2 separate regions of the Mus musculus genome follow, and region 1 is linked to region 2. The links are chromatin loops, found by intact Hi-C in ENCODE. Cell type or tissue: left cerebral cortex. All regions are shown on one strand. Links, peaks and the distances in the headings refer to the core of each region. The heading gives the core; the rest is flanking DNA. Region 1 holds the start of Sim2 (single-minded family bHLH transcription factor 2). Region 2 overlaps Runx1 (runt related transcription factor 1).

Evidence for each region. A loop is a pair of places that touch in the nucleus more often than their neighbours do. Peaks named below come from ENCODE experiments on the same cell type or tissue, not always from the same donor. Only the 100,000 strongest peaks of a DNase experiment are listed, where the experiment ranks them.
Region 1: it touches region 2 in a loop (7-fold over the local background); 5 of 42 quality-filtered maps call a loop at or near these places.

The regions. Positions count from the first base shown.
Region 1 is chr16:94,083,961-94,098,910 of GRCm38, reverse strand. It overlaps Sim2 (single-minded family bHLH transcription factor 2), which reads right to left and starts at 13,651. Exons shown (of 11, transcript NM_011377.2): 1 at 12,921-13,651; 2 at 4,529-4,611; 3 at 1,655-1,744. The coding sequence starts at 13,095. It overlaps Gm31175 (a long non-coding RNA gene), which reads left to right and starts at 13,767. Exons shown (of 6, transcript XR_876272.2): 1 at 13,767-13,887. In left cerebral cortex, for the core only: no CTCF peak of the experiment used is centred there; no DNase peak of the experiment used is centred there.
Region 2 is chr16:92,690,511-92,705,460 of GRCm38, reverse strand. Runx1 (runt related transcription factor 1) reads left to right here. Exons shown (of 8, transcript NM_001111021.2): 3 at 9,724-9,977. Among named protein-coding and RNA genes, the nearest start is that of Gm30281, 64 kb to the left of the region's middle. In left cerebral cortex, for the core only: a CTCF peak has its summit at 6,653 (motif pointing left); DNase peaks (open chromatin) are centred at 7,276, 8,051, 8,651, 9,625 and 1 more place; H3K4me3 peaks cover 1,927 bases; H3K27ac peaks cover 666 bases.

The DNA of each region.
Region 1 (14,950 bases), core at 3,182-11,181, 1.4 Mb before region 2:
AGAAGCTTGCAGCTCAGAGTCCTAGGGTGTCTCTCAGAGCAGTTTCTCCATATTTATATCGCTAATTCCAGTTTCTTCCACCATTGGCCACACTGACCATTCATAATGTAGAAAAACATTTAGTTCCTACCTATATAAAAACTGTGGCCCGGCAGTGGTGGCGCACGCCTTTAATCCCAGCACTTGGGAGGCAGAGGCAGGAGGATTTCTGAGTTCGAGGCCAGCCTGGTCTACAAAGTGAGTTTCAGGACAGCCAGGGCTATATAGAGAAACCCTGTCTCGAAAAAACAAAAACATGTTCCTCTCCGACTCAGTCGGAGAAGCATCACTTTGCACTGGGAGGGTGGTGGCTGAGACTGTACAGACTCATGGCAGCTCAAGAGAAGAACTAATATTGGCTTTCCAGTTCTAAACCGGGACACTTCCACCACCTCCTCTAAGGGCCAGGAGTACCGTGAAAAAGGCAGAAGATAAAGTCTGTGAACTCATCTTCTGGATGATGCACAACTGCAATCCCGAGCTCGTAGTAGCTGTGTTTGCCGCTATAAAATGCCTTTGTGCTGGATCTGCATGGAACAGGCCCATCAACCTATAGCCAGGCTGGACTACAGGCACGGGTGAGGGAGGGGCTTGGAGGCCCCACCCCTCCCCGGTGCCCTGCTATTGGTTACTGATCACAGACAGTCCTTGCCTTTGCTTGTCTACTCCCTGGTGAGTGGCGAGTCCGCTAGGCTCCAGTGAGTAGCTTCAGGCCAGCAGTCACACAGAAACCCCCAGTTAAACCCAGTGGATCACAAAAGAAAACAAGACAGGCAGGAATGTGGGAAAGGTCATAGGGACGTGGGGCAAAAGAGGCAGTGAGGGGTGCAGTACTCAGACACATTAAACACACTTGAAATCCGTCAGAGAACAGGGTTTTCAATGTGCCTTGTGACCACGAGCCACGGGTGGAGTGAATAGGAGTGACCTTTCAGCCTCTCCCTGGCCAGATGTGCCTTTAGCCCCCTAGCAAACTCTCTGGGGACAGACAAACTAAGCTCAGCTCTTCTTCTAAGAAATGGCACTCTGGAAAAGTTCTGAAGAAATCAGGACCTTGCAAACAGTAGTGAGCTGGATTTTATGACTTTCTGTCACAGAATGTAAAATGCTTACTGAAGCAACCACCGAACTGGGGGGGGGGGACCTCAGGAAAAATGACCCTGAATTCCACGGGAACAGCCCATGAGCCCACCCTGCCCTTTTAACCTCCCCAGGGCACATGCTACACAAAACCCAGGTTGAAAGAGCGCTTGCCTCTTGATCCACAGCAATGCCAGATACCACAGGCAGACAGTGAACAAGGATAGAAAGGTCCCCCTTAGGAAAGCTCTTTTTGGTACCACCTGACATTACTAAATGACAGATCAGGAAATCTGATTTTTAAAAGACTGTAAAAAGTGATCTTGGAACAGAGCTGACCGCAGCTGAGACGTACTGACATTAACCTCAAAGGAAAAAAGAAAGTAAAAATGTAAGTCGAGGGAAGCCCACGGAGGGGGCTTCACGATTATACATTATCCTCGTTCATAAAAGCATGTGAAAACAGGTTGGGCAACGCCATCAAGACTGTTAACATTTAATATTTCAATGGTCCATGGAATTAGACAGTACCTACCTGGGACAAGCCTAAATGGACAGAAGCGGTCTCAGATATATACATGATTTTGCCATCAGAGGCCACCACGAACACAAATCCATCTAGAGTCTGTAAAGAGAAAGAAACAGTGTGAGAGACTGCAGTTAGACATCTCGCAGTGAATCCAGCAACCAGAAGACTCTGGACTGGAGGAGTCCATTAAAATGAGAAGGGCTGGGGGCGGGGGGGGGGGGGGGGGGAGTAAGTGCCTTGGGGGAGGGTGTTTGCTTAGCATGCCTGGGGCCCTGAGGCAAAACTTTATGTGTGCATATTTGTTACAGGAGAGACTAAAAGTCCAGGGCCATAAGGACTGCAGGTAACAATGCTCAGAGCCTGATCCCCAAGCCAGGATCTCAAACGCTTTCAACGCACTTTTAAAACAATCTCACATCCACAGTACAGAGACCACGCAAAGCACTTGGGAAGTCCTAACCCACTCAGCTTGAACGCAACCGTGGCTTTATTGTTTAGCCTTATTTAGCACTTAGAACGAATCCGAATCTGGCATTCTATGGTTCTTAGGGGAGCACCTACCGCTCCACAGGCCACTTAATGTGGGAACTGGCAGTGGCTTATACCACTAGGACCGACCCTTTATTTGCCACGGTTTTCTAGTTACCCCTAAGTACCGTTAGAATAATAAATTCCTACCATTGCCATTCCCGAGGAAATAAAACAAAATGTTCGATTATTCTACCAGACCGTGTCTACAGAGTCAAGCATTTAGACTTTGAAAGGGATCAAATGACCTTTGCCAAAGTCAAGAGGAAAAGAGTACCGACTTCTGAAAAATGCAAACGAACCCAATGAAATTCTGATTTCTGTCTAAGCTGGCTAACCTTCCAGAAATAACGTGAGATTGTAAAAAGTGATCCAGACAAGAAAGAGAATAACAACCGCACCATCAAGGGGGAAAAAAAGACTAAATATTTTTGAGAAGAAAAACCTAATACTGTATTTACTCATTCATATTTTAAGATCAGGAACTTTAAAGGGGGGACAATAAAGTTGCTAAAAGCTTCATACAGCATTCAATTGTACACCCATAAAAATATCCCAAATTAATTTCTGGCTACGAATACTATTTTTACAGCATGTAATTGAAACCAGATTACTGTTGAGTTTCTTAAAAGAAAAAAAAACCCACTCCCTTAAAGGCATGGAATGGTCAAAAAAGTGAAGGAAAAATAAAATATAAAGATATCCTCAACCTTCCGCTGAATCGAAGTTTACTACCAAAATTCTTTGCCTTCTAACCTGTCACTACCTTCATTACACTATGGGTTAAAAAAAATCACTTTTAAAAACGTTTCTCCGTTTTAAACTCAGCCATGTTGTATTTTTTCCTAATGGAATCGGTGACATTTCAAATATGAAAAATAAAAATCAATTTCTGGCGTTTTAATCTGAATGCTGGGCTCGAAGTTCGTTTAAGAAATAACAAGTGGATCTCTCACTGTATCTAAGGAAATGAGTGGAAGTTTACAAAGTTACGATTAAAAATTGAAAGTCGCCAGCAGTAGCTTAAACAAACAAACAAAAATCTGTTCTCAAAGGAAGTGTGGAGTGTCACCAACTAAGGAATTACACACTTCGAAGACATCTAGGGCATTCACACTATCCACCGGGTTTCTCCTTGGTACCTCAGTTCTTAGATGTCCCTGACATGAATGTCACTATATGAAGGGGGTTGAAATACGGAAAAAACAGCCGGCTCCTGGCTGCGACCGTGGAGTGCGCAGGCTCGTGGCTACTACCCTACACGTCTGCTACGAAGTTCGCTAAGGCTTCAAATGCCGCCCTCCCACCCCACCCCACCCCCACCCAGGATGTGCAGTTTAAAGGCTATACCCTGGGTTTGTGGCAAAGCAGTTCAAAGATCTGGGGGATTTGTTGTTCTTTGCTGGTCGCCATTAGGGCTTTCCGCGAACTTTTTTAAAACACAAAATAGAAGAAGGAAATGCAAAATAGCCATCAGTGGGCATTTTTTTGGTGGCAGAGACAAATGACAGGAGTGCGGGGAATGAATCGCACCGTTGACGGGATTCTGAGGCCAGCTTTTGAGATGGGAGGGAGGCGGCGCTGTCCTCAGCTACCCCAGGGGCTGATGTGGAAAGTGGCCTCGGGCGCCAGAGCTGCGCAGCTACAACCGCAACCCGCACGCGCGCGCGTGAAGTCGACATAGTGATAGAGGCTGGGGAAACCCAATGCCTGAGAATACCCCGTATTTGAGTTATTGATATGGGTCACAAAACTGGACCAATTCTGGTTGCAACCTCGTGGATGTTATTTACAACTTCCGTGTCTTCAATTTCCCTCTCAGAATAAAATTGGGAGCGCTGGGGAGTGCAGCGAGGTGGAAAAGTTTTGAAAAGAAGCGATCGTAGGGTGGGGTTGGGGAGCAAGGAGAGACGCGGATTCTGCTTCGGCTACCTCAACTCCCCTCCCCCACCCCCTCCCCGCAAAGCTAGAGAGCCAGTGCTCTCTGTTCGCAAGCCGGACGGCCGTCAATTCAGCTCTGCCTCCCCGACAGTGACCCGTCTAGGTCTGTCACTGAGCGAAGCAAAAGTGCCAAGGACTTAGTCCCGCTCCGGGCGCCGTGTGTCTCTGACTAAACACTGGTACTGGAGGGGTACAGGCTGTGGATAGCGCTGGCATGACACTGCAATCTGGATTTTAAAGATTCATGCCTGGGTCCTGGTCTTTTTGGACCAGAGGCACCCCCAGAAGCCTGCGCTCCGGTTCCCGGTCCCCTCGTCCGTCCGTCCCCCACCACCACCTCTGAGGCCTGGAGGCGCCGCAGGGGAACCCTTCTCACATCTGAGGGCGAGGACACTTATCTCGTGGTTCTACCTGCAGCAAATGGGATCCCAGCTCTTTTGCCACGCTGTCCAGAGGCCCTGTCCTGCTCGGCTGTCCCCACGCGTCTCCTAGACCTGGGACAAGAGAATAAGGCAAATAATTTAATTGCAGCACCTATAGACGCAAGGGCTCCAGGCCAGGCATGTGGAAATCCACCCACCCCGAGCCTGGGCGCCCTCAGCTCCAACCTCTACCCGCACTCCCTGTCCCCCTGCGTAAAAACCTGAATGCCCACAGCGGAGGTATAGCATGCCTTTAATCCTAGCATTAAAGTAGGGGAGGCAAAGTCAGATTCTCTGAGTTTGAGGCCAAGTGGGTACAAGAGTGAGTTCAGATAACCAGGGCCACAGAGAAGTCCCATCTCAAAAAAAGAATACACACAATCACACACACGTACACCACAAACACACACACACACCACCACCACCACCACCACCACTAACTACAACCGGAAGACAAACTTCCTCCCGACCCATAATTCTGGGCCCCCCCCCCTCCGTGCATCCCAAGCCCAGTCGGGCCCATTACTCCTGAGGGTCGCTCACGTGTTCATGCTTCTGAAATTGCTGTTTTATTTGAAATGCCACAACGTAATCTTATCTGCTTTAAAATTGGCCATTCTGGAAGCCAAACGGGGGTATCGATTTGACCCGTAAATACTCCCCGTGGATCTGCACTGCCGCCCTCTTCCCACTCCCATCGAGCGCAGCCGGCAAAGATAACCATCAGGTCCTGTGACCCTGCCTTCTGGGAGCTTACAGTTTCTCCCGGAACCGGTCCTTTTCAATCCCAGAGTTCCAAGCTCCCTTGGTTGGCTTTTCTGGGCACTTGCTTGTTCTCCCCATCCCCTCCACCTACAGGGGACCCTTTAGGAACTGAGGCTTCCCACCATCTCCCTTCTACCCCAGAGTGCCGTGGGAAAAGAGAGCCAGGCCCTTCCCGAGTCTCCCTCTCCCCACGCCCCAGGGTCGGCTGCTAAGGGCAGGTAGAGGCTTTCCTCTGCTCTCTTCGAAGACTGGTGGCCAGAGCCTCAACCTGAGCTCTGAGCTCGAGCCTTCGCCACATACCCGAATAGAGCCCAGTCGGTACGTCCTCTGGGGAACTTCAAGCAAGGTCAAATCTCTACTTGCCTGTGTGGGACCACAGGCCAGAGGAGTCTTGATAAGGCTAGACACTGTAAGCACACACCCTGGCCAGCCTTAGCAAACCTTGTGGCTACAAAACCCCTCAATATGGACAGGTTTAAGTGGGTTCCTTAAGAGTCGCTGCTGACTTGTGGCCTCTGATCCTCCAACCTAGGAAATAGAAAACGGGCCTTGAAGTACAGTCCAGGCTTCCTGAAAACTGAAAAAGGGGTGACCTCTAATTTCTGCTCCCAGAGAGAAGTGGCTATTTACACAATTCCTCCAGTGCCAGGCAAAGTCGTAGCTCATTATCCCTGGCCCCTCTGCCTCTGCCTGTGAGCAAGGGTCATTTTGTATCGGCTCCCCTCCAAGCATCGCACACTAATCCCCCCAGAGCACCATTTGCTTCAGGCTAGTTACTTTGTTTTGTGGAGAGGAAAGCTGGAGTATCAGATCTTTATCCCCATCGAAACAGCCACTGGAAGAACGGAGGTATAAAACCTCCAGAGGTTCACAGAGAAGAACGAATTTAGTAAGGATCCAGGAAACTTAGTTTCTGAAAATGGACAGATGTGTCCCTGGCGACTGTCCTCTCCCATCTCCCCGGCCTGCCTGGGTTTGTGTGGTCCTCTGGCCAGAGAGCCATCCCTGACGATGCAAGTTGCTTCTCTTTCTCCTCAACGTTATTGACTTTTCCCAGAGTCTTTGGGGACTCTTCTCATTTCAGAGTGATCTCCCCCACAGAAGCCTCTGTCCCACTTCCTGGAAAACCCCTGGACGGTCTTGACAGCACAACAGCGGAGCCCATGGCACATAGGACTCTTTTAGGTATAATTCAAATACCCGGATGTTTTTGTACCTCACTATTCTTTTCCTGTAACTTCTTGAAAATGTGCCCCTTTTGAATCTGGCAGGAGGTGGCTGAGCTGCACGGGACAATTCCCCCACCCCACCCCACCCTACCCCCCCAGCCCCAGTCACCTCATCCCGGGGTAGTGGCTCTGCCAGCGGATCCATTAGGAACCGCTGTGGGAGAGGTATTTTCACTCAGCCCGTAAAAATATACTTTGGGTTGTACTTAGGGGTGGAATAAAGTAAGGTTTGTCATGAAAAGAAGAATCTCGGTCCTGGAAAATGATAGTATACCACTGAAAACTGAAGCACCAGGTAAATGGCCCTTATTTAGACCTAACCGAGGGATTTGTGTATTTATTTGAAAAGTGGGGATGCCTCCAGGGTTCATAGCTAATAGTGGTCCATTTCACTGTACCCTAAACCCTCTCCTCTCCTGGAAGGGAACACAACCCCCCACCCTCACCTGCAGTTTCTCAGTCTTAAGACTGGGTTCCCCAACTGCTGTTCTCTCCTGGAGAATCCAGGAGCCCCCAGGTAGAAGACCAGGTTGCATGGAGAAACCCTAGAGAGAAATTTCTGAGACCACTGGGGAGGGAGCCAAGTCCAGGTGCCCATTTCTAGTGGCTTCCTCTGACATCCTGGGGTCAGCACTTGTCTCCATATTGCCTGCCCTTCAGCTAAAGCTTAGCAGACCACCAACATCAAGAAGCTAAATATGGTCCCTCCTCTCTTGGCCCTTTGGTCAGTTAGTTGGTCAACCAAGGACTCATGAGCAAGAATGAGGGTCTCAGCCAGGCTCTTGGGGATACCTCCAGATGCAAACCATAAAACACAAGCACTGAACTACAAAACAAGACATTTAGAACAGACTTTCGGAGACTGGCTGCCCACTTGCAACTCAGATGCAAGGACCCTGGGTTTGCACACACCGCTGTACCAACAAGAAGGCTCACTGTGACCAGGAAGAGGAGATAGGTCCTGATCAAATTAAGGCCTGGGCACTGGTGAACACTGTGGGGGCTCCGCACCCATCCTCTCTCACCCCTCAACACTGGGCGTCTAAAAGTGGTGACATAGAGGCTCCCCATAAAGGCCTTGAGAAATGTAATGGAATTAACACCTCCCTCCTTCTGTGGAGGGGACTGTCTGGCCCCCACCCTGCCAAAGACAGAAGAGAGTATAAAACCCAGTTAGGGAGCCTTCTTTCTACATCAGAGATCTGTTCTCCTGCTCCCCCACCCCCCACCCCTCCCACCTCATCCCTGGTGTCCAAGGCATCTCATAAATCTTGGCCTTCAGGCCACGCCAAGACCTCTAATCTGCTCAACTCTAAACCTCATCTTCTTGGGACTAAGATAGGGAGAACAAAGGTGGGGAGCACCAGGGGGAGAGCTTCCAAGCCATTGCTGCATCTAATGGCCCCTGGTCCTCCCCTTCCCCAAACAACAGTCTTGTAGAGTGGGGAAAGAGGCCATGTTCCTGGAGAAGGCAGCTTCAAGCTGGTTCCAGGCCTCTGAGGCTGTCCAGATTGCAAATCAAGCCTGTCAGAGCAGGTGGGGGTGAGGAGATGGCCGCTTGATTTTCTTCACACAGGTCTGCTGCAGGAGCCAGCACCCTCACAGTATCTACCCACATGGATCTGTTCTCTCTCTCTCTCTCTCTCTCTCTCTCTCTCTCTCTCTCTCTCTCTCTCTCATGCGCAGAATCCTTGCCCTGGATAGGGCTTGGTGGCCAAAAGGGCTATAGCCTCCTCAGGGTTAAAACGGTGAGGCTTGAGCTCTGGCCTTCTGGCTTGTTCCCCTGGAGAGACCACAGCTAGTGCTTCCTCTCCAGTGCTCCTACCTTAGAGTCTTTCTGCTCTCTCCCAGGTCTCTGAAAAGCCCTTTCCTGGCACCCATGCCCATTTCAATTCAGCAGGTCAAGAGATGCTGATGGTGGGTGGTGAGTAGGGATGCCCGAAAGAAGACCTCCTCCTGGGTTGCTGGGACAAGGAAAGGGTTGGCTTCAAGCTTTGGGTGTCCCACCACAGGCAAGAGTGTACACACTCTGACCCCAGGGCCAAAGACCCCTGAGATAACAACCTCCAAGGCTGAATAAATACTTAGCCCTAGTTTAAGTGTGGTACCCACCAGTGGTGCCCAGAAGAAAGCTACCTGGCAGAGCCCAGGGTCCATAGGGGAAGCTTTCTTTCTGTGAGCTGCATTCCCAGTCTGCAGTGCCAGACTCTCTCTCTCTCCTGCTCCAAAGCCAGGGGCTGCATAGCAGGCCATGGCTGGACTGACCTGGGAGCTTCAGGCCTCAAAGTGCGAATAAAGAAATGGTTGTAAAGACAGATGGGCGTGTGCGCATAGGCATAGGGCAAGAGTGTCCTCGCCAAAGTCTTGAAATCAAATCATTTTGAGAAAGCATGACCTAAGTCCAGTGCCTGTGGGTATTTTGACAGAGGTGAGGGTGTGTGTGTGCAACTGAATTTAAAAGCCAAAGAATTTGGTTTTGGTAAAATTCAGACCTTGAACACTACCTCCCCCCACCCCCCACCCGTGTGTGTGTGTGTGTGTGTGTGTGTGTGTGTGTGTGTGTGTGTGTGTATTGCTTTCTCTTAAGTACATTGGGATAGGCACCTATGCCTCTCCCCTTCCCACATGATAAGAAGGCAGGAATGGAGACTCCTGATCCTGAGCCTAGTCTTGGGCCAGTCTCTCCTGCCAGGGTCCAGAGGAAGAATGCTCACTAACTAAGGGGAAGCTCATTGGGTCTCTCCTGCAGGAGGTGGATTGGTGGAATCTACAGCAGGGATGGCTCTGGCTCCCCAAAATTAGCCACCTCTATCCGCCCCATATTGAAAAGCTCCTCCAGAAGCTGGACCATGTGACCTAACACAGCTCAGGCTGCCACAGCTCTGTTTACCCACTGAAGTGTGACCCGCTCTTCCCTATCTCTAGCCCTTGTTACAAAGCCAGCCTTGATGAGATGCCCCCTCCACCCCATATTAGTTTAGCACTGGAAAGAAAACAGAGAGATAGAAAGGAGAGGTCTTTAGACACCAGACAGCTGCCCCTGTACCCTTGCTATTCAGGTGTTTCTGCGCACAACAACAAAGTAGTGTTCCCTTTCGGTTGCAAGATTCCTCAGCTCTTTTCTCACCTGCATCCACAACAATGCTGTGCAAATACTGAGTACTCAATGAGCCTGTTTTACAGAAGGCAGAATTGTCTTCAAGCCCCCAGAAATAACTGGAGGTATTCCCCAAGCTGCAGGAGACCTCGCTGCCTGACCCTTTCCAGTTTCTCTTTCTACTGGTCTCTGTACTGCTGGAGTATAGGCATTCATCATTGCCTGCCATACCATACCGTTACCGCCTGCCACGCAGTTACAGCATAAGCTGGATGGTCGGTGGGCTTGTCCGCCTTTGGCTTCACATTTCCCAGCTAGGAAGGGTTCCACTGCGGCAGCGGCAGCCCAGCGGTTCTTCACTTGTGGGTCACGATTCATAGCAGTATCAAAATTACAGTTATGAAGTAGCAATGAAAATAATTTCATGGTTGGGGTTCACCACAGCATGAGGAACTGCATTAAAGGTTTCGGCACAGAGACCCCACTGCTCTGAGGCATTAATTCTTCCCACTTCCAAAGTCCCAAGCTGCTCTTCTAGATTCTTCTTTACCCAGTAAACACCCTTGCTCAAGGCAAAAATTGTATTTGGCGGATAGATTCTTGCTCAGAGTCTTTTCGACTTGTGTGGAAGAACTGATCTAAAAAGATCCTGCCGGTGTCCAGTACTGCCCTGGCCACTAAGACCCTGAGAGCCATGGTCTTGGTTTGACTTCAAAGCAACCGTCCTCAGCCGACCCTGACCCTGGTTTCCCCAAAACAGGTTAAATCAATTACAAGAACACCTCTGGAGAAGGGAGTACATTATTTTGCATAACAGAGCTACTTCCAAAGACAAAGACTGCCCCAGACAGCGTGAGAACGGGTGCCACCGTGCCAAGTGATTGAGCAGTGAGTTCCTTACACCCTACCTAGGCTACCCTTTCTCCGAAGCATTCCTGTGACAGCATTGCTAGGAAGGGGTGTCGGAGTTAAGGCATTGCCTCCTTCCTTTTGCTGGCCTCACAATTTCGGAGCCATTTCTAGAGCTAAATGGTACCAGGCTGACCCCTTCAAGGAGTATCAAGCTTTAGAGTCACCTTCTATGAAGCAGAGGTGCCCTCCCCCACCCCACCCCCAATTGGGCAGCGTCTGAGCAATGCACTGGGGACGCTTGCTCAGGGCAGTGCCCACAGAAGGCCCACTCCCGCAGGAACCCAGAACGCAGCCAAGTGCCTTCTTATACACACCAGACTGAGAGCTTATTTAAATGGCTACTGTGCTATACACACAGCAGTGTCCTTATTTGCTGGCTAGCTCCCAAACAAGAATAGCTTACTTAGTCCTTTACCCGCAGTCCTCCCCCGCCAGTTAATCTCTGGTTTGTTTGAAATAACTGACAACATACCGTTTACTCTTCTGATAATTTTTATTTTTAAAACCCAGGAGGGTTTTAAAACCTCCTCAAGGCAGGAGGCCTGATCTCGAAGCCTATTTTGTAGCAAGCGGATAGGAAGGCTCCTTGTAGAACATCGGCTAACACCACTCTTCCGGGTGGAAAAGAAACCAACGAAAAGTTGCTGCTGTTGTAAAACCTAATTCCATATTTTAACCTTCCACGGAAACTTCAGACAGCAGCAAATCATCTCTCCTTCTCAGACCCAGGGGTCCTGACAGCAGGGAGCCAGGACCAAGAACTTTCAGCGCAGGGGGAGAAACCCCGAGGAACGTCCCTTGGGCCCAGCTGGGTATGCTTTAGGACCGCAGGGTGCTGGAGCAGGGCCCTCCCGAAGTGGGCCTGCCGGGCAGGGGCCGAGCCACCGCCTCTCGCTACCTCAGCTCCCGGGTGCTCTAAGTTCGCCGGCGCTTACTCCCGGGCCCCTCCGGACTGGAGGCTGGCACCCGCGGACCAGACAGCCGAGCTTCACCACTGTGGTGGAGGAAAATTCAGCTAAGACTCAGACAAAGTAAACACAGGCCGTGGGAGGCAGCCGCAGAGGGGGCTTACTGACCCCGCGCAACAGCACTGGTGGAGAAGCCCTGTGGCCCAGGGACACCTGTCGCCACCAGAGCAACGACTCTCCAAATCTCTGTCTTCCTTCCGCGGCGCTGGCTTTCCGAGAGGCCTGCTCTGCACTACCAGCCCTAAAGCCTGGAGGTGCTGGAGGCAACAGGCCTCGGAGCCCGGTGCTTTCTGACAATGTCAGAATCCCTCAGCCCCAGCCACAGACCCCAGACCTGATTCACTGCGGTGCCTGACCCAGCCGCCCGTCACCCGCTGGAGAGTGTCCATCCAGCAGGCCGCTATTTCCTACAAACCAGCGTCCACAGGAGAGCTGCGGCCCGGTGACAATTGCCCGCTGTAGCGCTTTCAAATCCTGAGATGTTACACTCAGGCCCACCCGCCACTTTTGAAATGATCCCTTTTCTCTTAACGGCAGCGTCCGAGCTTATCCAGTTTCTTGTCCTCCTGCCCGTATCATCGTTTCCCAGAGCAAAGGGAGGCAAGTTGGGGAAAACGATATAGGAGTCTCTCACTCGAATCTGCTCACAAACTCTCGGAGCCTCAGCGTTGGCCTGCGGTGCGCGGGCCTTCCTGTGCATTCAGCAGCTCAGAGAGGATAGAGCAGCGAGTCCTTGTCCACCAGCAGAAAAAGAGAGAAATGGAGGAGGGGGGAGCAAAAGCAGAGGCGAGAGAGAAGTAAGGAGAAGGGAAAAAATTATAATGGAGAGAGAGCAGGAGGAGGAGGAGAAGAAAGAAGAAGAAGAAGAAGAAGAAGGAGAAGGAGAAGGAGAAGGAGAAGGAGAAGGAGAAGGAGAAGAAGAAGAAGAAGAAGAAGAAGAAGAAGAAGAAGAAGAAGAAGGAGAGATAGAGAGAGAGAAAGAAAGAGAAAGAGGGAGAGAGAGAGAGAGAGAGAGAGAGAGAGAGAGAGAGAGAGAGAGAGAGAGAAGACCAGCATGGACTGGTATGGAAGGAAGGAAAGAAAGAGAAGCCAGTGAAAGGAGAGGAGGAGAGGGCCAGGAAAGAAAGGAAAGGGGGAAAGAACAACCGGAACGAACTAGCCTGCCTGTGTCAGCTTGGCAAACACTAACCCAGGAATAACGCTTGGTTTTCCCGACTCTGCCCAGAGCTTATACGTGATTGGATTGTCCCTCAGCCTTAGCTTAGGCCTGGGCCGAAGCCCCGGCGCGGCCTCCCCAGACGCGGCCACGGTAGCCAGGAGGCCGCGCGGGCTTCTCCGCGCACGGAAGCCTCCTTTCTGCAGCCGGCCGCTCAGCTCCCCCGCGCCTCGGACGCCCACCTGCAGCCTCACCTTCCGGGAAGACCGCGCGCATCTTCAGGTAGCTGGTGGTGAGTCGGATGATGGACGCTTTGTCCAGCTGCGAGGTGATGGCCGAAGGCAGCGGGAGCAGCTTGGCCAGCTCGTAAAACTCGCCATTTTCCTTCTCCCTCCTGGTTTTGGCCGCATTTTTGGACTTCTCCTTCATCGCGCCTCGGCTCTGGGCATATTAGACCTCGCTGCGCTCCAGGCCCGCGGAGTCCCGCTTGGGCTGCGGCAGCCGGAATGGGGACAGGGACGCCAGGGGTCAGGTGAGTCGGGGTGCCGGGCTCGGGCAGGTGCGGGAGACCGGCCTGGAGCACCCAACGTCTTCTGCAAGGCGCCAGCCCTGAGTCCGTCGCAAACCAGCTGCGCAGCCCCCCTCTCTGTCTGAGGCTGGAGGCTGGACCGTCCCGTGTGGACCTGATCCCAGCTCGCTCTTCCTTCTGGTCTCCAGTATCTCCCGCCTCGACCTTCCTGGGGCTGTGGTTGGCGGGCGAGCAGGCGCCGACCCTGTTTAGTCCTTAAAGGAGGGCTTGTACCCGCTGCCGCGAGGGCCCTCGGAAGGCAAGGGCGGCAGCGGCGGCGGCCGCCGCGGAGCCATGGGGCGGGAGCGGAGCGAGGTGGCAGTGGCCAGTGCCAAGCCTGAGCTCGGTGCGCTTTCCTGCCCTCCCCGGCGGTTCCGGCTTCCTTAGTCCGGTCGTCCGGAGCCCGCGATCGGTGGCGGGGCGCAGTTGCTCCGCGGTCCACGTGTGACCGAGCTGCGTTTGTTTATGGCAGACCCGCCTTCGGGCGGAGACTGGGCTGCGCGGGACCGCGGGAGGGGGGAGGGGAGGGGCCGTGGCGGGGGCGGTGAGCCTCGCCTCCGACCCCCGCCGCGGCCCGTGAGTCGCCGGCGCGCCTCCGCGTCGCCACCTCCAGGGACTGTCCCCACGAGAGACCGGCGCGCTCCCGGGGTAAGGTAAGCCGTGGTGAGTGCACGAGAAGCGTCGCGCCTACCCGCTCCGAGGTTGAGTGTCAGGGCCTGGGATCGAGGATGAGCGGCCGACGCGGTAAAGAAGGAAGGAGGGAGGGCTGCAGTGCTGGTTTCCACGGAGGCTCCGGGCAGGTCACCCGCGGGCGCGGCCCAGAAAAGGCGGCGCTAACAGCTGGCTAAGTGCCCGGCGACGGGGTGGCAATCCTGGTCTCACACTTGCACCTTCCTTGGGTGGCCGATCCGCGAGTCTAAAGGGGTGGCCCGAGGAAAAATTACTCCTTTCCCCTCCACTCATCCACACGCACGCGTGCACGACGCCTTCCAGGAGAGAGAGAGAGAGAGAGGGAGAGAGAGAGAGAGAGAGAGAGAGAGAGAGAGAGAGAGAGAGAGAGAGAGAGAACACGGGGTGGGCCAGAGGGCACGCGGGAGCGCTGAACCCAAGGGGCGCTAGCGGCAACAGGGCAATCGACTTTGGGCCAAAGCTTCAGGTCGACAATAATAGAGCCTTGGTAACCGGGAACGCTGATGCGACCCTCAGAAGTGGAGCAGAGGTAGCTGGCGAAGGGAGATTCAGTCACTGAGTGCAAGCATTCTCCCACTGCGCCACACTAGGTTAAATAATCTTGTGTCTTCCCTGCTGCTGAGGCCCGGATAGATGCCGGCACTACAGTCCCCTCGGGCGCTCAGGCGGTCGCGGTCGCCCGAACCCATCCACACTCCTCTTTGGAGCCTAAATCTTCCGACGCGGGTCAGATGCCATTTCCCAGGCGTCTTGGATCCCAGACAGAGACGCAGAGAGGTCTCAGCGCAGTTCTTTTTGTCGTCGTGGACCCCGTGGCTCGCTTGGTGGCTGTAAAGTTATAGGATGCAGAGAGTCTGACCTTGGAAACCCAGTGCCCGACACGGGATTTCCATATCCTGGCCACTGCTCCATTCCTCTCCCTCCAGTCCTCTTCCAAGCCCGAGAAAAGCTTGCAGGCCGACCAGCTCCTGGTCCTGCAGACTTCCCCACCCGCGCCGGGGGAGCTGGGCCTCCTAACCACTCGCG
Region 2 (14,950 bases), core at 2,840-10,839:
AGGACTGGTGTAGAAAAGCTGTGGGAATCCCTTGTCAGGGTATATTCGTAAGAAATCTGACAAGAGGTCAGAGAATTAGCCCTGGAGTGGGAGCAATTGGGATGGGCATGGGAAGAGGAGAGAAATCATAACAACCAATGCTAAAAAAAAACTACTCAGAGGACTTAGCAACAAAAGGAAGGGAGACACAAGTAAGTCCATGGGTTCGAATTCAGAGACTTGGTGTAACTACAATGAAAGCGGCAGCGGCAAAGCCAGCTTGACATGCAGGACACAATTCTCAAGTGTTCTCTCTCTCTCTCTCTCTCTCTCTCTCTCTCTCTCTCTCTCTCTCTCTCTCTCTCTCTCTCTCTCTCCCCTCCAGTCACCTATACACTTTTGGTGGACTAAATTTCTAAATTACCCACTCGGCTAGGCTGTATCCTTGGATGTAGTGGAACCCATTGTCTTCATATTGAGGTTCAGTCCTCTCAGCTTATGTGAGATACCACACCCCACCCTCCAACTCAGTCTCTACTGGCAATGGCACAGTGACCTGAATTACAAGTGCCTAGCTTTGCTCTCTACGATCCTCCTCCCTGGAGCACCTTTGTCCAGCTCACCTCAGCCTCTCTAGCCCCTTCTCTGGGATTCAGAAGGTAGAAGCTCTATTCATCTTCTAAGTCAAGGACACATCACCTGTGTTAGCACCAAAACCTCTTCTAAGCATCCCCAGGTGCTGCTGCCCCGTCCTCCCTTGTCCCTTCCCTCTTGTTCTCTGGACCATGCACACATGCTTGCCAGTAGCCATGATACCCCATTTGCTGTCTGTTATTTGTCCTCTGTCACCAATAAGCCTAGAACCCTGACACATAAGGACCATTCTAGGAAGGCTGGGAGAAAGAAAATCAAATATTTCATGCTCTCAGAGAATCTAGGAGTTACCATTTGGAAAGACTAAAGGTCAGAAAAGACTAAAAGCCTATTATAGATTTTAAAATCTCTCAACCAAATAGCGATTGCCTGTCCAAACACTCTCGGTGACAAGAAATAACTACAGGATAGAAATTCTACATATCTGAGATTCCCACATGAAGAATTTTTGAGATTTTTTTTTTTGACAAAATATCTCTGCATAGCCCTGGCTGTCCTGGAACTCACTCTGTAGACCAGGCTGGCCTCGAACTCAGAAATCTGCCTGCCTCTGCCTCCCAAGTGCTGGAATTACAAGAAATGAGGAGGAAAGAGGGGAAAGAGGACATACTAACAGTTAAATTTTTCTCAAAGCTGTCAATTGTACCTAAGAAGAAACATAGTTGGTCCATGCCTGTGGCTGTGCATGGGCTTGTGTATGTGTGTGAGTGTGTATACCAGTGCCTGTGTGTGCACGTGTGCATGTGTACATGTGTGTGTGTTCATGTGCCTGTGTGTCTGTGTGTACCAGTGCCTGTGTGTGCACCTGTGCATGTGTACATGTGTGTGTTCATGTGCCTGTGTGTGTGTGTGTGTGTGTGTGTGTGTATGTGTGTGTACTCACATCTGCATGGGTATGTGTGGTGTGGGGGTGAATGTGCATGTCTGTGCATACTTGTGCCTGTGTGTGCACACTAAATCTGCATGTGTACATGTGCGTTCATGTGTGTCCACAGGCAAGTTTCCTAAGCTCCCTAAAGGGGAGGCTCCTGGCCTATAAAATGGGAGTGACTATAGGATTCCCAGGATTAAGCAGGGAGACAATTCAATCACTGCTGGTTCTATGATGGCATACAGTGGGCAAGGAAGGGAGATCATGTCCTATCTAGCTTCCATTAATGAGTATGTAGCCTCTCGTCTCTCTCCAAGCCCCAGGGTGGCATCTTCCCCAGCTCCTGGAGGTGGAAATCCCTTCATAATTCCACAGGTTTGCCTTTATCTATAAGTGTCTGTTCACTGAGTTCAGCCAGTTTCCCTGTGTCCTCAAGCTGATGTCACCCAAGCGCAGAAAGTTCTTCACAGTAACACACAGTCCTCTCCAAGCACAGTCGCTTTTGCCACGTTGGCTTTTCTCTAAGAATTGTCGAAGTATTAAGTGTATACATAGAGATCTGCGCTCCAGTCTGCTTTTCCAACCACTCAGCCTGAGATGGAGAGGTGTCTCTGGGTCTCAAGAGAGAATGTCCAGGGGGTTGGCTCTACCAGGTCTCTGGAATAAATTTACCTGTCCTAGTCAGTCCTACTGGGTCAGTCTGTTAGGTCCAATGCTCACCAGTTAGAACCAAGCTTGCCTTAACTTCTGAGTCCATTTGTTATTTCTTACCTCATCTTACCTTAATAATTAGTGCAAATCGTTCTGTCCCTACTGTGTTCAAAAAAAGGAAACTTTATGGAGCTTTTTTATGCCCTTGTAAACCAAGATCTTTTAAAAATTATTTTAAGGTTGTTCCTTGGAGGCCACACATTTAAGTCCCTCAGTCTGTCATTAGAAGGCAGCCCTGTGGAAGCCTTTCCTATTTTATTTGCTCTTTTTTGCTTTTGCAAAAAATATATGACTGTGGAGCTGCAAACCTTGACCTCCTGCCTATTTAAACAGCGTCTGGAAATCTGAAGTAATTAGCTCTCTTCTTCTTCCTCTTCTTCTTCTTCTTCTTCTTCCTCTTCCTCTTCCTCTTCCTCTTCCTCTTCCTCTTCTTCTTCTTCTTCTCCTTCTCCTTCTCCTTCTCCTTCTCCTTCTCCTTCTCCTTCTCCTTCTCCTTCTCCTCCTCCTCCTCTTCCTTCTTCTTTCTCTTAGTCTTCCTCCTCCTCCTCTTCCTCCTCTTTCTCTTTCAGTTCGTCTTCCTCTTCCTGTTCTTCGTCCTCTTCCTCTTCCCATTCCTCCTCTTCCTTTCCCTTCTCCTCCTCTTCCTCCTCCTCTTCTTCCTTCTTCTTCTTCTTCTTCTTCTTCTTCTTCTTCTTCTTTTTCTTCTTCTTCTTCTTCTTCTTCTTCTTCTTCTTCTTCTTCTTCTTCTTCTTCTTCTTCTTCTTCTTCTTCTTCTTCACAACATCGTTGATAAGCCGTCTTGTCCTGCTATGGAATGTGACTACCCAAATCCTAAGGCATTGAGACCGACCATGTGCCCTTACTGTCACTGGGTGCTGACCACTGTCAGTGTACAAAGCTAAGGAAGGGTAATTTCTAACTCACATTATCTGTAAATACTCAAGGGAATGAGCACAGTTTTGGTGTGGGCTTCCCTGTACCTTAGAAGCAGCAGACTGCTGGGAGGAAAGTGTCTTCCTGGGATCTTAGCATATGCTGATGATTTCCAACAATATTTAAGGCTGTGACATTTCAAGAACGAGTGGTGTCAATGTAAACAAACTGCTTTCCTAGCTGAAAAGAGGAAGGGAGAGGGAGGGGAGGGAGGAGGGAACCAACCAAGGGGGAGGTGTTTCTGAAATGATCTACCACTAGAGGAAAGCAATTGGAACACAGAAGCACCAGGTAATCTCTTTTAGAAAATGTATTCTGAATTGTTTATTTGGATAAACACTGGCTTTAAGGAAATAAATTGTTGGAATGATATTCAGATTTTTTTTTCTCCTTGTGCTTAGCCTCTGCCATGTTACTGATTTTAAAACCATTTTGTATTAAGCTGGGATTTGGTTTTAATCTCAACTGGAGTTCTGAGTCATCCCCAGAGCTTTAGTAAATACTTCACATGTGTTCATGCATGCAGCTAATTCATGTGTTTGTGCATGCAGCTCAGAGCTCCTGAGACACGGAGATTCCGAATTCTGAATCCAGCACAGACAGGAAGCGCACAAAGCCGCGCTCTAGACAGATCACAGTCCACTTACGTGGTGATTGACTATTTTAATTTTGTGCCAATGATGATGGATTTATTTGGACGGTGATATAAAACTCCCAGTGCTCAAAAAGATGGCAAGTGATGAAATAGGAAAAGTAAAAGAATTCAGTAGAGAATCTGTTTTTTTTTTTTTTTTAAGCTGGCAAGTAATGGAATTATTATGAAAATTTTAGCTTTCTGTTTATTCACGGGCTTATTTTTATTTTCTATTATTTTGGAGTGCATACATAAAGTGAATCCTAGAGAGGCTCATGGTGTGTTAGAGTCCAATTTATATTTTAATGAAGTATATATTCATATACACATATATGTATGGTTGTCTATTGATGTGTTTCTATATATACTTTATGATATCATTTTGCCAAATAATTAAAGCTTTTTTGCTGATTCAAATATACTTAAAAGGAGCAATCCATATTGTAGCTGTCATACCACATAAAATACCCCAATGAAATCTTAAATGATACCTTCAGCTCTATGGCGTTCACCATTCACACATTCTGCTGTTATTAAATGACTGTGTGACTCTCTGAAAAAAATGTGGCTTGGCTTCCGTCAACTATGACAGAGTTTATTACACTTGTCAGAGCAACGGTGACGCAAAATTTTATGAGGACAAAATGTTTACTAAGCACCACGAATTTTGTGGGAAAGGGAGAAATATTTTCAATTTGCTCCTTGTAAGTTATACAGGGGTTGGGGGGGAAAGGTATGAAGCTAGAATTGAGTGTCCCCCCAGCACAGCATAGAAATATTCAGAGAGGAAGGATACGGTGCAAGAATTGAGGAGTTTGGTCCTAAACAATAGTAAACAAATGTGAAAAGTGACATAATCGTGCAGGTTCTTCACCTGAGAGAAAAATGTAAGTTCCAATGTCGAGAGCCAGACAGCGTGGACAGCTGCTCGCTTATGTAGTGGTTACTGCTCACTGGGATAGCTCAGTGCCTGTGAAAGGACCAACTGCAAGGAGTTGGTCTAAAACTACAGTACACTCAGAGGAGGAGGGGGAGGGGGAGGAGGAGGGGGAGGAGAAGGAGGAGGAGGAAATAACTTTAAAACTATTACATGCTTAGAATCTGATTTAGATAGAGTATTATATTGGAAGGGTAATTTTGATTTAAGAGAACTATTATATATTTTGGAGATGATTTCATAGAATAAGCACACAAAACTTTCAGTTTTCTGAGACCACTTACAGTTAGCCAGTCACGTAAGGATGTAGAAGAATAAGTCAATAAAACCGCTCCGCCCTCCATTGAAATGGTTGCCTGCCTCTCACTGAACCAAACACTACTTTTAAAATTCATGGTAGAAAGTCCAAATCCTGTTGTGCTCACTTTTAAACTTCCCCAGCAACAAATTTGTCAGACTGTCACACAGTAGCAGCTTAAACAAATCTTTCCCTCGCAGTTTTTTTCCTTTTTTTTTTTTAATCATGTAAATTTTAGTGTCACTCTGGGGGAAGCCTGGAAGTGAAAGTTGTAAACCTTTCCTTTAGCTCTTGGTGAGGCAAGCGAGAGAAAGTGTGCATTGACAGTGAAATGCGCACTCTGGGTGGGAAGGAATTCCTCATTTCCCTCTCCCGCTGCAGGACTTGCATGAACTCTGTCCAAAGCCGCAAGGACTGCGCGTTCATGGTGCCCCTCGGTAGAGTCCCAGCTGCGCGCTTGCTGATTGCTATTTTGCAGCAAAGACGGGGCGATGATTTTGTTTGTCTGTGTTTTTCAAGTGCGTGTCAAGTGGCTCAGTGACAACCCACACAGGTCCAGGGATGCCCGAGGCCGGATTTTTGCAGTTTTTCGTTGCTTTATCCTGATCGAGCTTCGAACTAACTGAGTTACTAGCAGTAACTCAGCTGAGCAGCGCTCAAGGTGCGAACCTTGAAAGCCAAACTTGGTGCCTGTGTTCATGTAACTGTCTTTCCTAGGCTTCTGCCAGACAGACAACCCTAAACTCCATGCGCAGTTTGAGGTTTGACCCCAACGCGATTCCTTTAATCTTTTGAAGGGCCGGAGAGACACCCTTTCCCCTGGAGTCAAGGTCGAGCGTTGTCTCTGCCACACTGTTCTGATGATGCCCTGTCTCGGTTGGTCTGTGTGGATGTGCTTGGCTGTGGCTCCAGGAGCACTAGATCTGAAGTCGGCTGCTCAAAAAATGCATTTGAGGGGAGTCTAGCTAGCTATTTGAGGGAGTCTCGCTTCCACTGGCCATGAACTCTCCAGTAAATACGGCACACCAGAACCTGGCTGCACTTGGAAGCTGTGGCCCTGGCAGGGGAGCGCAGGCAGCGGGATTCGACCCCTGAATTGGGACTTCTTTAAGATTCGTTTTAAAAGAAAAGCAAGGAGGAAAAAATGTCTTCCCAAAGCTCCGGATCCCCCCAAACGCCAGGGGAGCACTGAGCTTTGCCCTGCTGTCACGATCTTTGTGCTGAAGGAGGAAAGTCGGGCCCACTCGGGAAAATACAGAAGGCTGGAGAAGTTGAGCCTTCGCTGACAATCGCTGGACACCTGAGGAACTCATGGTCCTGAACTAGCATAAGGCGGAGCCCAGGCAAAGAGGCTTTGAGAAGAGATGAGACCCTAATTTGGGTGGATCACGACAGTAGAGACCCACCAGCCGGGGGATTCCCATGCAAGCTGGACCGGCTACCACCGGTCTGAGAGACGGGGGCGCTCAGGTGGGTTCTGGTGGCCACTTCCTAATGTCTGTCCCCAAACTCACAAGATCGACCCTAAGGACCTCCAGGTGAGACTGATCCTCGCGCCGTCGGGGCGTGCCCAGTGCCCTGCTCCGCTTCCCAGGACGCCTAACGAGGGCCGCTGCTGCCCCCTGGCGTCCGGTCTGAGCCCCGACATGACCGTGAAAGGCCTGCCTGATCCTCCATGCCGCCAGCTCCTACCCGCCTGGGGCAAGAGAAGCCACCCCAAACTTCAGACAAGGCCTCCGTGCCGGGACCTCCACAGCTTCTTCCTCTTCCACGGAACCCAGGCTGCGCAGATGCGTGTGGAAGGAAGACACACGCGGGGACCAGCCAGGGACCCGAGCACAGATGAAAGTGGAGGGGTTCGGTCAATATGTGGACAGTAGCGGGCTCCATGGAGTGGGTAGTAAGAAGTTCCGGAGGAAGCAAGGCCCAAGAGAAGTAAGGGACCCCGGAGCACAGGCCAGCTGCTCCGGCTGGGGACAGTAGCCGGCAGCGAGCCAAGCAGGAAGGAGACCCTTAAAGCTCTTCGGCGAAAATGCCCTCGGCGCCGCGGGGACGAACAAGGTGGGGGAGGTGCCCCTACATTGCTTAAGCGGAGTGGGTTCGTTGCCTGAAGGAGAGCTCCGGACTCCCGCCGGAGCTGGAGGGTGGATTCGAGCTCATGAGTTCGGGGTGGCCTGAGTCCCCCATGCTTTCAACTTTTTTTGTAGTCTAGAGTTCTTTGAGGCCTTGGTTAGAAAACTATCTCCTCTCCAGCCGCTGCGCACACTCAGAACGCGGCGCGCTGCGTAATCAAGCCGCAGCCCAGCCGCAGAGAAAAGACACTAAATAAAGCAACTCTGCGAAGGAGAGGATGCTTAAAACCCAAAACTTCTGCGGTGGAGCAGTGGCTGGCCTTGTTTAAATGACTCGGTGCCACTTCTCCTCAGCTGCTAGTCTGGCCCAGGGAGGCGCTCAGAGCTTCCCCCACTCGGCCATCAGCCCTCCAACCCTCTTGCGGCCGAATCCCACCCTGTCCTCCCAGGACCCCAAGCCTTGGCTCATGGACTGCAGTGCAAGGCTGCCTAGGGACCATTCCCGGATGCCAGCCCAGGTCCCTGAAGCCTCGCGGTGGCAGCTTTGTGTCCAGGGAGCACAGGGCGTCTCCCTCCCGCTGATCTCCAGGCCCAGGGCTTCTCCGGACGCAGCCCTCGGTCCCCAAGCCCGACCGGTCTCTCGATTCCTGTTTCGGGGTCTCCAGGACCGAGGCCACCAGTGGCGCCGCTGCGCCCGGCAAACCCACCCAGGGCGAGTGCAGCACCGCGCGTGGCTGCCTGGCGTGGGATCTGAACCTGGGCCTGGCTTCGGGCAAACATGGCAGCGTGTGCCTGTGGGTGCGGGGTCGGCGTGGGTGCGGGAGCTGGGGACGGTAGGGGCTGCCACCGAGTCCCGGGCCGGGCAGCGTACAGTAGCGCGCGGGGGCGCGCGGGCCAATTCCAGGAGCGCGGCAGCCGGCCGCGCCCAGGCTGATACCGGAAAGGCCTGTGATTGGCCGTCGGTCTCCTCTATGCAAACGAGCTGAGGGAATGGAATTCCTCGGGTCGGGCTTACAGTAAAAGCACGTTCATTTCCAGGCACTCTCATTCATAGAGCCAGCGGGCGCGGGCAGGACGGGCGCCCCGCGGCCGGACCCAGCCAGGGCACCACGCTGCCCGGCCCCGCGGCTGGCACTTCCATCCTGAGCTCCCCGAGACGCAAGAAAGTCACCCTTTGCGGCTCTTTCTAGATCTGCGTTGGACCTTCTTGTTTTCCTTTCCTTTCCTTTTTTTTTTTTTTTAATTTTTATTTTTATTTTCCCTTTCTTACTTTTGAATGAACCGGCTTCTAGGCTTTGGATGTTTCAACTTCTAGGCTGTGAACTTTTCTCCGATTGTTTCTTTTGACAACTGCGGGAGAAAGTGTTCCGGAGTTCCAGGCGAGCGGTGAAGTTGCGTGTGCGTGGCAGGGTGCGTGGGAGTGAGCGTGTGTAACTCGAGCCTACTGGTCTACGGTGCCTCCTCCCAGGCCCGCTCCACCTGCTGCGGTTACACGGTGCTCGCTCGTGGGTATTTGTGCGCCCCAGCAGAAAACCAGCCACCGCCGGGCGACGTTGGAGGAAGATCATCTTGCCAGACTCTGGGCTGACTCACTCAACCAATGTAGACAGTGGCTGACTTCCGAAGAGTGCGAGTCTGCCTGTGTGTGTGACCCAACTGCGGCTCAACTCCCACCAAACCACAGGATCAGCCACAAACTTAACCAGCGTTCCCAAACCAGAGTCCTCAGCTGTGGGAAGCTCTACCCTGAGTGTCATCGAGTTTGACTTTTTTTTTTTTAAGATTAGCTACAGATCTTTGTAAAGCACTGACCATTTATTTGGCCAGAATTTATTGAGTAATGACAAGTGATCCTATCCCAGCCTTCCAACTACTGAAGCTGATTTTCAAGGCTACTTAAAAAAAAAAAAACTGCAGCAAACATTAATGGATTTCTGTTGTGTTTAAATTCTCTACAGATTGTATTGTAAATATTTTATGAAGTAGATCATATGTATATATTTATATATACGAGCACATACATTAGTAGCACAATCTTTTAAAGTTACGGCTCTTGCTTTTGAGAAACGAAGTGAGTTTTTCATGGTAAGAGGGGCGCTCTGTATGGAAGACACTCCTAAGTTTTGTATTTTGTTGAGACTCTAAACAAAACTGACCCGCAAGAAAGAAAAACAAACTGACAGGCAACTAACTGCTGGAACTTCCAAATCTAGTTTTTGCTGGTCATTTTTTGGTTGTTGTTGTTGTTCTGCGCATAAATATTTTAGGACGCGTATGGGAATTTTGCCTCCGGGACCGTTTGTAATAGCCAAAGACTGAACTTCAACTCTCAAAGCGAGGCTCTGTTGGGCATTTGACTTTGAATTCTGGTTGCCCACTTTTTAACGCACTAAGCGGCCAGTTGCTAACCCTGCTTGGGTGTGAGGCCGATCCGTGTAACTAGATCTCAGTCCGGGACTGATGGTAATTTAGTCTCCTACCCCCACAACCCTCCGGTAGTAATAAAGGCTTCTGAACTTGTATGTTGGTCTCCCGGGAGCAGCTTGCAGAAGATCCGAGCCCCTGTCGCCGTCTAGTAGGAGCTGTTTTCAGGGTCCTTACTCAATCGGCTTGTTGTGATGCGTATCCCCGTAGATGCCAGCACGAGCCGCCGCTTCACGCCGCCTTCCACCGCGCTGAGCCCCGGCAAGATGAGCGAGGCGCTGCCGCTGGGCGCCCCGGATGGCGGCGCCGCCCTGGCCAGCAAGCTGAGGAGCGGCGACCGCAGCATGGTGGAGGTACTAGCTGACCACCCTGGCGAGCTAGTGCGCACCGACAGCCCCAACTTCCTCTGCTCCGTGCTACCCACTCACTGGCGCTGCAACAAGACCCTGCCCATCGCTTTCAAGGTACTCCTGCCTGAAGAGGGTGGCGGGAGGAGCAGGTGGAGGTCAGCCGATGGCCAGAGTGAGCCTAGGGGGCAGAGGCTAAGGCGGCTTCTAGAGAAGGGTGCTGCCTGTAGTAGAAGTCTCTGGTCCTTCTCACTGAGTTTGGGATGGGGGGGGGGATGCTGCGTTACCGTGGCGACCCTCGGGAGGGTCAGCCTCAGAGGTATCCAAGAGGGAGTTTTTTTAAAAAAAAATCAGGATAATTTCAGAGCGCCTACCAAGGGCCTTCCTTATCTTTGCTACGAAATAGAAAAAGTTAGAACCTTGGATCGGGCCAGTCCATCTTCCTTAAGGTTCCCCGAACCTCTGGATGAACACCCAGACCGTTTTGTATCTCTCAAATGAAAGCATCAGGAAATAAAATAAGAGATGCTTTAGTACCTTCAGGTCAGAAGAAAAAAATAAATAAATAAACCAAGGGAAACAGCCAGGGATCACACACACACACACACACACACACACACACACACACACACACACACACACGCCCCGCCGCCTTTTTTTTTTTTTTTTTTTTTTAAATCGCGCTATAAGATTCAGCGTGTCCAAAGTCCGCGGCAAGGAGTAGTTGGTTAAGTTTGCCAAAGTCCGGAGTTTTTCCGAGCCTGTAGCCTGCTCCTGCCAGAAGCCGCAAGTATTGAATCCTGTTGCTTTTTCTGGAACCTCCAGAATATTATCGCTGGCTCACCTAAATTAAGCCCCAGGCAAGAAAGGTGACAAGGTGTCTACCGACACCCAAAAAGGTCCAATCCAGCAGCTTTTCTGTTTGAGCAAGGGGCCTTGTAGACCCGGCAACTTCAGGTGGGCAGCTCACGTTGGTCAGGTCGCTTTTCACCCTGATCTTGCCCTAGCTTTGTGTTGCGTCTAAAACTTGGCTTTCAGAAGCTATATATAAACAACCTCGGGCGGTTTAAAAAAAAAAAGAATAAGAAGAAGAAGAAGAAAGAAAGAACCACCCTACAACTCTGGCAGGGAGCTGGAGGAATTTAGATTCTCTTCTTTGGTCTTCTCCTGAGGTGGGTTTTAAAAGGTACAGCTGAGAGCAAAAAGACTCTGTCAAGTTGTGTTTTTAAAAGGCTAAGAAGGCGGGACCCGAGCTGAAAAGGGAAGCTGCTCTCCTTTTTCTTTTTTCTTTTTTTCAATTTAGCTGAATAATTGTCTCATTTAGGAGGGAGATTAATTTAATTTAAGCTTTTCGTAGTTCCAGGCCTCAGCTGGATCTTGATCTAATTACAATGAATAGCGCTCACTTTTTGACAAGTGCTGTCCGGTTCCCCTTTTCATGCTAAAAAGACCATCCACATTAAAAAAAAAAATCATAGAAGTAGAATTTGCTGCTGACTCTGTCTGTAGAATTGCCACCTTTACCACTGTTGTGAAAGCAACTTTTTAAAGGGGTAGAGGTGGGGTTGAGAGTCTGAAGGGGAGCCAGGCACTCGGGTTTTCCTTCCCTTCCAAGTATTGGGGAATCCGTCCCAATTCCTTTAGAAAAACAAATTTAGCTGGTGTTGTCTTCTGTTTACCCTGAGAGGGACCTATCTGGGCTCAGCCCTAAGGTCACTTTCAGAGAACAGAGAGAAATCAAACTTATTGTAGTCAAGGAAAGGGCCAGTTAAGGTAGATCTCCCTGCCAGCCTAGCTAAAGGGACTGTGGCTTCCTTGAGGGAAGAAATTGGGTCTTTTCTGAGCTTTGTTGCTGTGGTTGTTGTTGTTGTTATTGTTGTGGTTGTGGTTGTTCTTCTTCGTCTTAGTCTACCAGGGAATCCCAGTTTATCAAGACACTAAATAACTGATTTTTAAAATGGTCTTCAGGAGTTGACGTGGTCCCGTCTTGAGCTACCACATGGAAATGTTTATTTTTCTTTTCAAAAGAATTAAAGACCTTACACATTGCCTTTACAAGCCACGAAAAATAATTTTTTCCTTTTAACAAAAATAATCACTGCCGTAGAGATTCCCCTTTACAAATGATTTTGGAAAGACCTCAGTGTGTTTCCCTGAGTGACAGCCAGGAGCCATGACAAAGGTCACGGTGGACAGGGAAGTTGAAAAATCAGACCTCTGGATTAATATCTGTCACCACCTATGCTGTCCCACAGAGGGACGGCTGCTTCAAGGAGCTCACCAGTCAGTAGATAGAATTTGCGGAGGGAAAGGAGATTTAAAGGCTGGGTTTAAGAGGAAGCTGGACTTGGAAACAGACCATCTTCCTTGCTGTATTTTCTATGGGCCCTGGCCCCTCTGTGTGCCAGCTCCTACCAAACACACAGAAGCAGTTTCTACCAACAGTCTTTACATTTACATGTGAATTAAGATTCCGGAATCTCTTTAGGGGTTAACCCTGCAGGACTTATCCTATTCCCTGCTGCCGCCACCACCCCCAGATAAAAATCGGATGATGTGAAGCCCTGTTCAGATCACTTGTAGAAGAGCATCTCCCGGAACCTTCCGGAATCTTGTTAAGTCCTCCGCTTTAATCTTCAGAATTATCAGGAGACTTACAATCATGAAGTCCCTTGAAAATTGATTAAAATTATGCTAATTAGTCCTCCCATCCTCCACCCCTCTTTCCACCTATAGACTGTTTATCTCAGCATAGAAGAAACACTTAATTTCACTGCCGAGAAACTGGGAAATCTGCTCCATACTACACAATATTTGCAGATACCGTCTACAAAGTTGTCTAGGTGACTTGCAGTAGATTTTATAATACTGTAATAAAAGAATTTGTTTAGCCCCTGGTACACCAGAGCACAAAAATATAAACATACCTTTATCAGGGAAGTTCAAAGACCATGGGTGCTGATGGAATATGCTTTCCAATAAATAAATAAATAAATAAATAAATAAATAAAATTCTGGCCGGAAGACCATGATCCCTAGCTATGTGTTAAATGTCATCTCAGATAAATTCTACGTTCCATTCCACAGCCTCTTTGAAACTCTGGAAGATTAGAGAATTTGCAGTAACTAAGTTGTTGCTTTAATTTCAACCTGTAAAATTGTTGGAAAATGCCAGTTTCAAACTAAGAATAGGCTAGCCAAGAACAGTGCTGGGAAGTCCTCAGAGCAGAGAAGACAGCTGACATTTGGCCCAACTTCCTGATACTTGAAGAACAGAGAAGTTCAACAAAATATGAGCTATCTTGGGCCAGCAAGTCCCTTCTTGTCTGTTTGGTCTGTACTAAATGTAAATGTTTCTCTTGCCTTACCTATTGTTTATAGCTTTTTACTGCAGACACTGCTTTGTATTTCTGTTTGAAGTTTGATTTCTTTTCATTATTTCTATATCATCTCTCAGTGACAAAAATCTATATCAAATTGGAAGACATCTTAGCTTTAAATAAAACAACAACAGTGCTAGTAACCTAGCCTAGGTGTGCTTGTCATTGTTTTAAGTACAGAGTTAAATGTCCCTGGATTTAATTTTGTCTCCTTCCCTTCTCCATCAAAACTCTTTGGAGATAAATCAAAAAGCCCAAGAAGTAGTAACCGAGCCACTGGATGCCCCCTTCCTGCTTCCTTTAGAAATGGGGGTGATGCAATTTAAACTCCTAATTTTTAGACTTTTGAATTCCAACATCAACAAGCTTTTCTTGGCCACCATGGTCCTCTTGTGCTGTAGACGAGGGGGCCTCATGGGTTTGACCTCTTGGTAATGAGGGATCCCTGGAACAACCATGGTAAACTGAGGCACGGTGGGGCACAGTGGGAATTCATGACTTGGCGTGCCTTTGGGCGCTCTGGAACAGGATTTATTCATTTTGGCCTCTTAGGAGATATGGGCCCCAACAGTCAGGCATTCAGACTGGAAGCCCGGATGTCGATTCAGTGCCCTCGGAGCCCAGTGGGTGTTGAGATGAACTGGAAAGGCCTAGGTCTCCACAGGGAGATGAAGGCAAGGAAGTGAAGCATTTTCACAGAGGGTATCTCATCCTTGTGAGCAAACTGTGCAGAGGGAAATGAAAACATTGATGAGAGAGATGGGGGGAAAAATAGACAGAAAACAGAATTTACAGGAGTAACATTTTGTAGGAATAGAAAGAAAAGATAATAATGATCAATTAACCGAGCAGGGGAATTTATTTCAATGATGTTCTTTGAAACAAAAGAGTTGTCTTATTACCACTCCTAATTAAAGGCATCAAACATTTGTGGTGGGATAGAAACATCTAATTACATATTGCTTGGAGAATAAGCGTTTTTAAAATCTCCTTTGTAGAAAACACGTCCAACAGTTGACATGAAAGGGTTAAAAGCAGAGGCAAGGGGCCGCAGGGTCCTTGTTTCACAAAGCAAGTGAGTGAAAACAGATAAAAATTAAAGAGATAGCAAGATACATACCCAGTCCTAGAGAGCAGAGTGTCCTAGTGATGTCCTAGGGGTCCCCTCTGTCCATTTCTCAGGGTAGCTGGGGCAATTTCCTGACATAGGTTCTTTAGAACGCAGGAGATAGAGCAGCCACAATGAATAAAATCGCCCAGATAGCCATCTGCAGGACATCGAACAGCGGGAAGGAGACATGACTAAGCACCCAGTAAGAATGGCGAGCAGAGAGACCAGACCTTGATACCAGATTAGCAGATCTGCGGCGGGGTTATTTCATACAGAATGAGAAATATCCCTCTGATAGATTGTGAAGCAGCCAGTGTACAAAAACTGAGAAAAACAAAGTGGCAGTAGAAGAAGAGATGTTTCTGCTGCCATCCCGGGAAAACCTGCCCGAGGATGACCACACAACTGAGATAAATAACAGACATCTCACCGAAGACTGACAGCATGTGTCTGGAATGGTTGGAACAAACTGAACTCTCGGGGCATGGCGATTTGAAATCCTGTGGTCGCTTTGAATATGGAACAAGGCAAACATAACCGATATCAAGTCAAAACTGGAAACTTTAGCTGAAGTCAAAGAACGGCAGGCTTGGTGGTGC